Linked DNA regions of Homo sapiens: region 1 is linked to region 2. The links are chromatin contacts, found by Hi-C or POLR2A ChIA-PET in ENCODE. All regions are on one chromosome and are shown on one strand. The core of a region is the stretch at or near the end of the contact, and the rest is flanking DNA. Distances in the headings are between cores, read along the strand shown. Region 1 holds the start of GJD3-AS1 (GJD3 antisense RNA 1). Region 2 has its middle 32 kb from the start of SMARCE1.

What was found. A loop is a pair of places that touch in the nucleus more often than their neighbours do. ChIA-PET counts read pairs that join two places held with the same protein, here RNA polymerase II (POLR2A). Pooled maps may share reads with other maps.
Region 1: a loop to region 2 is called in a map of B cell, with 6 times the contacts of the local background. The contact joins the promoter of GJD3-AS1 here to the enhancer-like site in region 2. A Hi-C loop is called at or near these places in 10 of 168 maps with a recorded cell type or tissue (B cell, CD4-positive, alpha-beta T cell, CD4-positive, alpha-beta memory T cell and 6 more), 5 of 37 single-sample maps with no recorded cell type and 16 of 50 pooled maps. POLR2A ChIA-PET finds 5 or more read pairs at or near these places in 5 of 52 experiments (A549, CD4-positive, alpha-beta T cell, HEK293T and 2 more).

Annotation. Positions count from the first base shown.
Region 1 is chr17:40,361,446-40,364,479 of GRCh38, forward strand. It overlaps GJD3-AS1 (GJD3 antisense RNA 1), which reads left to right and starts at 1,400. Exons shown (of 1, transcript NR_186704.1): 1 at 1,400-3,034. GJD3 (gap junction protein delta 3) reads right to left here. Exons shown (of 1, transcript NM_152219.4): 1 at 1-3,034. The coding sequence starts at 2,370. The coding sequence ends at 1,486. RefSeq lists an enhancer at 1,212-1,506 and silencers at 1,334-1,403, 1,524-1,603, 1,634-1,743.
Region 2 is chr17:40,613,912-40,616,909 of GRCh38, forward strand. No RefSeq gene overlaps it. Among named protein-coding and RNA genes, the nearest start is that of SMARCE1, 32 kb to the right of the region's middle. RefSeq lists enhancers at 878-997, 1,278-1,867. Within about 2 kb of position 1,585, at least 8 of the 41 ENCODE cell types and tissues checked have a DNase peak (open chromatin) inside an H3K27ac peak, as active enhancers do; they include B cell, CD4-positive, alpha-beta T cell, CD8-positive, alpha-beta T cell and 1 more, where a contact is called at or near this core.

The DNA of each region.
Region 1 (3,034 bases), core at 150-2,649, 250 kb before region 2:
GAGAGCTGAGAAAGACGCCAGGAACTCAGAAGGACAGGGTGGGGTGATGGCGGGGAACGCACAGCCTGGTAGGCAGGATGCGGTGAGGCCCGCAAGGTGCAGTCCGATGACGGCCCCTGGATTTCTCGCTTAGGTCCTGGGTGATCTTATGGAGAGCAGCCCACTGGCTGGTGAAGGGGGAGGGCAGACGGGAGGGGAGACACAGGAGGGGGATGCGCTGCATAGGCAGCAGCTCTTCGAATGCCCGCAAGTAGGAAGAAGGGGGTGGTTGGAAGGGAAGGCAGGGCCGGGAGCGCGTGTGTTTTGGGAGCTTTCTCCTGAGGACAGAAGGGACTTTCCCGTTTATAGCCTGGGGGAGCAGTAGCGGCGGGGAGGATGAAGATGGAGGAGGGAGGCATAACACACGTCTGGGTTGCCCTCTGGCCCGCCGCCCACCCCCACCCCACCTCCATGAAAGCGCCCAGCCCCCGCCTCGCCACAAGGGGTACTGTGAGGATGTTGCTCATAGGCTCCCGAGGATTGAGGCCTGCCCGGGGAAAGGGAGCCTCTCCTCCTCTTCCCTCCCTGGGCGGGGTCTCTTGGGAGGGGGGGACAGACCTCCTGTGATGCCCTGGCAGGTGGGCTGGGTTAGGGTGGTAGGGAGGGAGCCATTGTGGCTGCAGCTGGCATCGGATCCTGGCCACCCCCGCAGTGCATATCAGAGATCACACACACACGCGTGCACACACAGAGGTCACGCCGGATGTACACATGCACACATAGCGCACAAGGATGTTTCTGTGTACAGGTGTGCACACGCAGCCCACACAGAATGGACATGTGCGTGTGTGCACAATGCACTCACACAAAGCTCACAGGGATGTGAGTACACAGCTCTCAAGGGGCATATGTTTCTGTGTGCATGTGCACACAGCTCACCCGGGAGGGTTACGTGTGTCTGTGTGCACAAGTGGGCCTCACGCAGGGTGTACACATGCGCGCACATGCACAGCGCTCACACAGGGTGTACAGGTGCGCGTGCACACAGCTCACAGTGCTTATGTGTCCGTGTATGCACACTCGCAGAGAGCCCACAGGGGGACCACTCTCTCTCTGAACACAGAGAGTGCCTGAGAATGCTGGCATCACAGTTGTTTTTGTCCCCAGTAAAACAACCACTCTCCACCTTCCGCTCTGTTCTCCCCCTCGGGTCCACTCTCTCTCAGGGTCCTGGTCTCCTTCCTTTCCACCTGGGTGGTGGCATCCAGGACCTGCCTGAGTTCATTCTCCGCCCCCAGCCCGGCCTGCCCCAGGTGCCGCCGGCAGCCACTGGGAGGCAGTACGAGGCAAGTGCGATGCCGCCCGCGGGCCGTCCCCACAACGCGTCTCCTGCCGGGGCAGGTCCCGCGACAGCTCTGGTGGAAGCAGCTTCCGGCTTCTGCGGTGCGGGCGGAGGTGGCGGGGTCCGGCCCTCGCCGTCCAGTCCGCGCGAGGCGGTGCCCGCCCCTAGATGGCCAGATCTCGGCGGCCGGTGGCCGGTGACGCCTTGCCGCGGCCGCTGCCGCACTCGCGGAGGCTGGCCGGCGCCGGGTGCGCATAGGCCGGCGGGGCGCACGGCTCGGGGCCGGGGCGCCGGGAGGGCAGGGCCGGTGGCGGAGGTGGCGGCGGCGGCGGCGGGAGCAGCTTCTGCGCCTCTTCGTGTGCACGGTTGCAGCGGTTGTCACGCTCCCCGGCGCGCGGGCGGCCCTTCCAGAGCAGGTGGCCCAGCTCGGCTACGCTGAGCAGCGCCGACAGCAGCCCCACCGCGAAATAGAAGAGCACGAAGACGGTCTTCTCGGTGGGCCGGCTCACGAAGCAGTCGACCGTGTGCGGGCAGGGCGGACCGGCGCACGCGAAGTGCGGGGCCACGCGGAAGCCGTAGAGCAGCGCCTGGCCGCCCAGGAAGGTCAGCTCGGCCAGCAGGCGCAGCGCCACGCTCAGCAGGTAGCAGCGGCGCGCGCGGCGGGCGCGCAGGGCGCACGGCGCGCACTGGGCCTCGGGCAGTCCGGGGGCGCACTGCGCCGCCGCCTCAGCGCCGCCCGCCTCCTTGCCTGCCCGGTGCATGGAGTAGACGACGAACAGCACCGGGGGCGCCGAGAGCAGCAGGATGTGGAAGAGCCAGAAGCGGTAGTGGGAGACCGGGAAGGCGCGGTCGTAGCAGGTCTGGCGACAGCCCGGCTGCAGCGTGTTGCACACGAACTCCTCTTGCTCGTCCTCGAACACGGCGCCGCCCACCGTGGCCAGCACCAGGATGCGGAAGATCAGCATGACCACCAGCCAGAGGCGGCCCACGAGCGGCGACTGCAGCTGCACGGCGTCCAGCAGCGAGCCCAGGAACGCCCACTCCCCCATGGCGCTGGGGACGCGGGGCGGGGAGTCAGGGGATGGGGCAAGTCAGGGACCCCTGCCCCTTCCAAGCCTATCGGGGTGGGGTCCGTTGGACCTTCTCTGACTTCAGGGTGAGTCGTGAGGTAGGAGAGGCCCGGGTTTAGCGATGAGACCAGTATGAAACGGAGGGCCACGGGAGGGCCCGAGGGGAGCAGGCGACGCTCAGCTATGGGTTACCTTCTCTTTGGGACCGATGGGTGCTGGGGAGGATCCCCCATTTGCATTTTAGCCGCACCCCCTGAGCCGTCTCCGTTCGACCCTGGGATCCTCCAGATCCCAGATTCTTAGGAAGGACCTTGGAGATCAGCTGGACCAGCCCCTGACTTGCCTGGTTTCGGAAGCGGAAACCCAGCGGTGCCCTTAGCTGTCAAGGATGCTGTGGGAAGAGTGGAGCCTCGAACCCGAGACGCTAGACCCAATTTGGTGCCCATGGGAGGAGTGGGAGTGGCAGAGGCAGCGAGACCACTCCTTTCTTGGCCCACCATTTCTCTCACCATTTTTACTGCAGTGAACTCCTCTCAGGGTGGGGGGCTGGTACAGAGGCAACTCCGCTTTCATAACTCTCACAGGGTCCTTTGTCGGAGGTGTCCCTGCCCTCCTACCCCAGCGTGGTGGGAGTGCGACGCCA
Region 2 (2,998 bases), core at 335-2,834:
TCGTTAGGGCTGGCCATATGTGAGCCCTATAACCATTTGGTATTCATTCATTCATTCATTCATTCATTCATTCATGGAATATTTGCCCAGCTTCTATTCTGTAATATATTGTATTAGTCACTTGGGGCACAAATATGAAAGCCAACACATATTTCTTCAGGACAGGTGCAGTGGCTCACACCTGTAGTCCCAGCACTTTGGGAGGCTGAGGCAGGAGGATCCCTTGAGGTCAGGAGTTCAAGACTAGCCTGGGTGACATAGCGAGACCTTGTCTCTACAAAAAATTAAAAAATAAATCCAGACAGAGCAGTGTACCTGTAGTCTTAGCTACTTGGGAGGCTGAGGTGGGAGGATCGCTTGAGCCCAAGACTTGGAGGCTGCAGTGAGCTATGATTGTGCCACTGCACTCCAGCCTGGGTGACAGAGTGAGACCCTATTGTTAAAAAATTAATTAATTAATTAAAAATATTTCTTTAATACCCATCATGAGCCAGGCTCTGGGGGATACCATGGTGCCTCAGGCTGGAAACACCTTCTTTGGTAGAAGACACAGACTGTCTAAGCCACAGACGGGGGCGCGTCGGTCTCTCTCTGGAAGTGGAGATGCTGGGAAAGGCTTTGCAGAGGAAGGCACATTTGGGCTGCATCCTGACAGCAGGGCAGGCGTTCGTCAGGCTGGGGAGGTGTGGGGCAGCACCGGAGCAGAGTGTCAGTGTGTGTCATGGCTTGGTTTCCCTCAGAGGCCTGCTGGGGCCACCTTTTAGCTACACTCTTCACACCTCATTTTCCCACTTCCCAGACCCTCTGAACATGTCCTTCTCTCTTACTGGTTGCTCCCAGTTTTGCTCATCCCAGGGCCTTGCACCATGTGTAGCACAAAGATTCATTACGATCAATACCAGTTAGTCTAGGAACTGTTCTCAGAGCTCGGTGACATCCCTGGTGTGGGTGCAGCTGGGGACAGCAGCGGGACTTTGACTCCCATTTCCTCTCATGAGCTCCTTGGCCTGGCTCCCCCGGGAACTTGTTGTGAGAGGAGGATCACAACAAGGCTGGGCAGGATGAGGGCATCCCTGGGTTCTCTGTGCCATTGAAATACAACACGGCCCCTGCCGCAGGTGAGTGGATAGTGGGCCCATGTGGTTTAGCATAACCCAGAGCCAATGTCCTCAACAGGGCTGCCGATATGGTAGTGCTCACCCTTCACCTGGAGGCGGCTATGCTCCAGGGCACAATTTGACACACTTTAACAGGACAGCGTGTTGGTGCATTGGACTAGAGGGCCTTTAAGATCTCTTCCAACTGCACGCTTCATTCTGATCCAGTGATTCTTTCTGGCCTTGAGCTGGGAACATCAGAACCCAGTCCCGTGGTGGCTGCCAGAAGATACTGTTAAAATGCAACTAGAAGAATGTTGTTTTGGTTCTTTCACACATCAGCTGCTAATCTTTGTAGGATTTTCCCCTTCCCAGGGTTAAGAGAGAGAAGAGGAAGTGAAAACAGGAGGGGAGAATTTTCTTAAAGCACCTCTTGCCTTGTAGACAACAACCAAAAACCCCCTAGGGTTTGAACAGTGCTGTGTACTTTTTTTTTTTTTTGTAGCTTGTTCCCATCTACAGCCTGCCTCATTTGGTTCTCAGAGCTCCCCCAGGTGGGAGGCAGAATTCTGAACTGCCCCAATTCCACTCTTATTTGCAGACAGGGGGCATTCCTGGGGCTGGAGGGAAGGGCTGAGGACTGGCTCTTCTGGCAGAAGGAGGTATTTTACAGTCATTCTGGAGAGGCACTGGGGGTTTCTGAGTTTCTTCATGAAAGCTGGGCAGAGCCTTCTCTACACCTGGTGGAGAAAGGTCTGTGTGAACAGGGATTAAGCTGACTGTCCTCTGGGTGGAGCCCTTCGGCCATGGAAGGCGGAGGAGCTGGACTTCCGAGCACCGATTCAGCATCTGCTGATCTCTCCCAACCACCAGCCTCTCCTGGCTATTGGAGATCTCCGACTCCAAGGCCCAAGCCCTCCCAGTTGAGAGCTCCCAAGTGCAGTATCTACTGCCAAGACAGGGGTATCTTCCCCAGAGTCCAGTAGGCATGTTTCCAAATTTTCTTGTTGTTTAACAGATTTCATTGACAACTCAAAACATGCAGCTGGCTAGTGGGAAGCAGGGAGAATCTGGAGGCAAATGAGATGGAGCCCTCGTTCTCCAAGAGGTGGCTGTTCTCCTGATGCAGACAGACATGGACACAAACACAGTGTGAGGATGGAATGGAAGCGTGGTGGGGAGGGGAGGAGAGGGAGCGCTACACAGGACCAAGGCAGCCTCACCATTGCACGTTGGAGCCCTGATGCCCAGTCCCAGGGCATAGTCTCCCAATCCAGGGCCCCCTGCTCTGGTGACCTCATGCTCTGCACTAAAAATCAGCAACACACAACCGGGCAAGTGTGAAGGTCCAAGGCGCCAGGGGGCCAGTGTATTTGAAATAGAGATGGTCCCAGAAATTCAGGTCCCTGTTCCCATCGCCCTTTGGGAAAGGCGGTAGTGTGGCTCAGTTGAACTGAGAACAGAAAGGGGACTTGCTGGGAAGGGAGATTAGGTGGTCCTCTCCTGCCTCCTGGGAGTTTTGGCTGGGGATTGGGAAACTGGGACTGGAAGAGAAGCTGGGGATCAGGGATGTCAGGAGAGAAGGGGCAGTCTTCACTTTGTTTGGCAGAGATCAAGCGCAGGGCCATTTGGCATGCCAGCAGGGCTGAAAATGAGCCACTGTAGGACCTGGGTACACAGGGCCCCTCTCCCCCTCATGCACTCCGAGGCCCATTCTTATGCCTCTCAGACAAGTATGGTGAGTTGATCCTAGATTCAGTCTGGGTTGGGGATCAGAGCCCTGAGCCTCTCCCAGCCTGCACTGGCCAGCCCCTCCTGTCCTTCTGGCTAGTCTCTGCTCCTTCCCATCTCTGCCCTGGACTTTCCCCATAGAGCCTTCACTCCCTCATGCAATCCCCTTC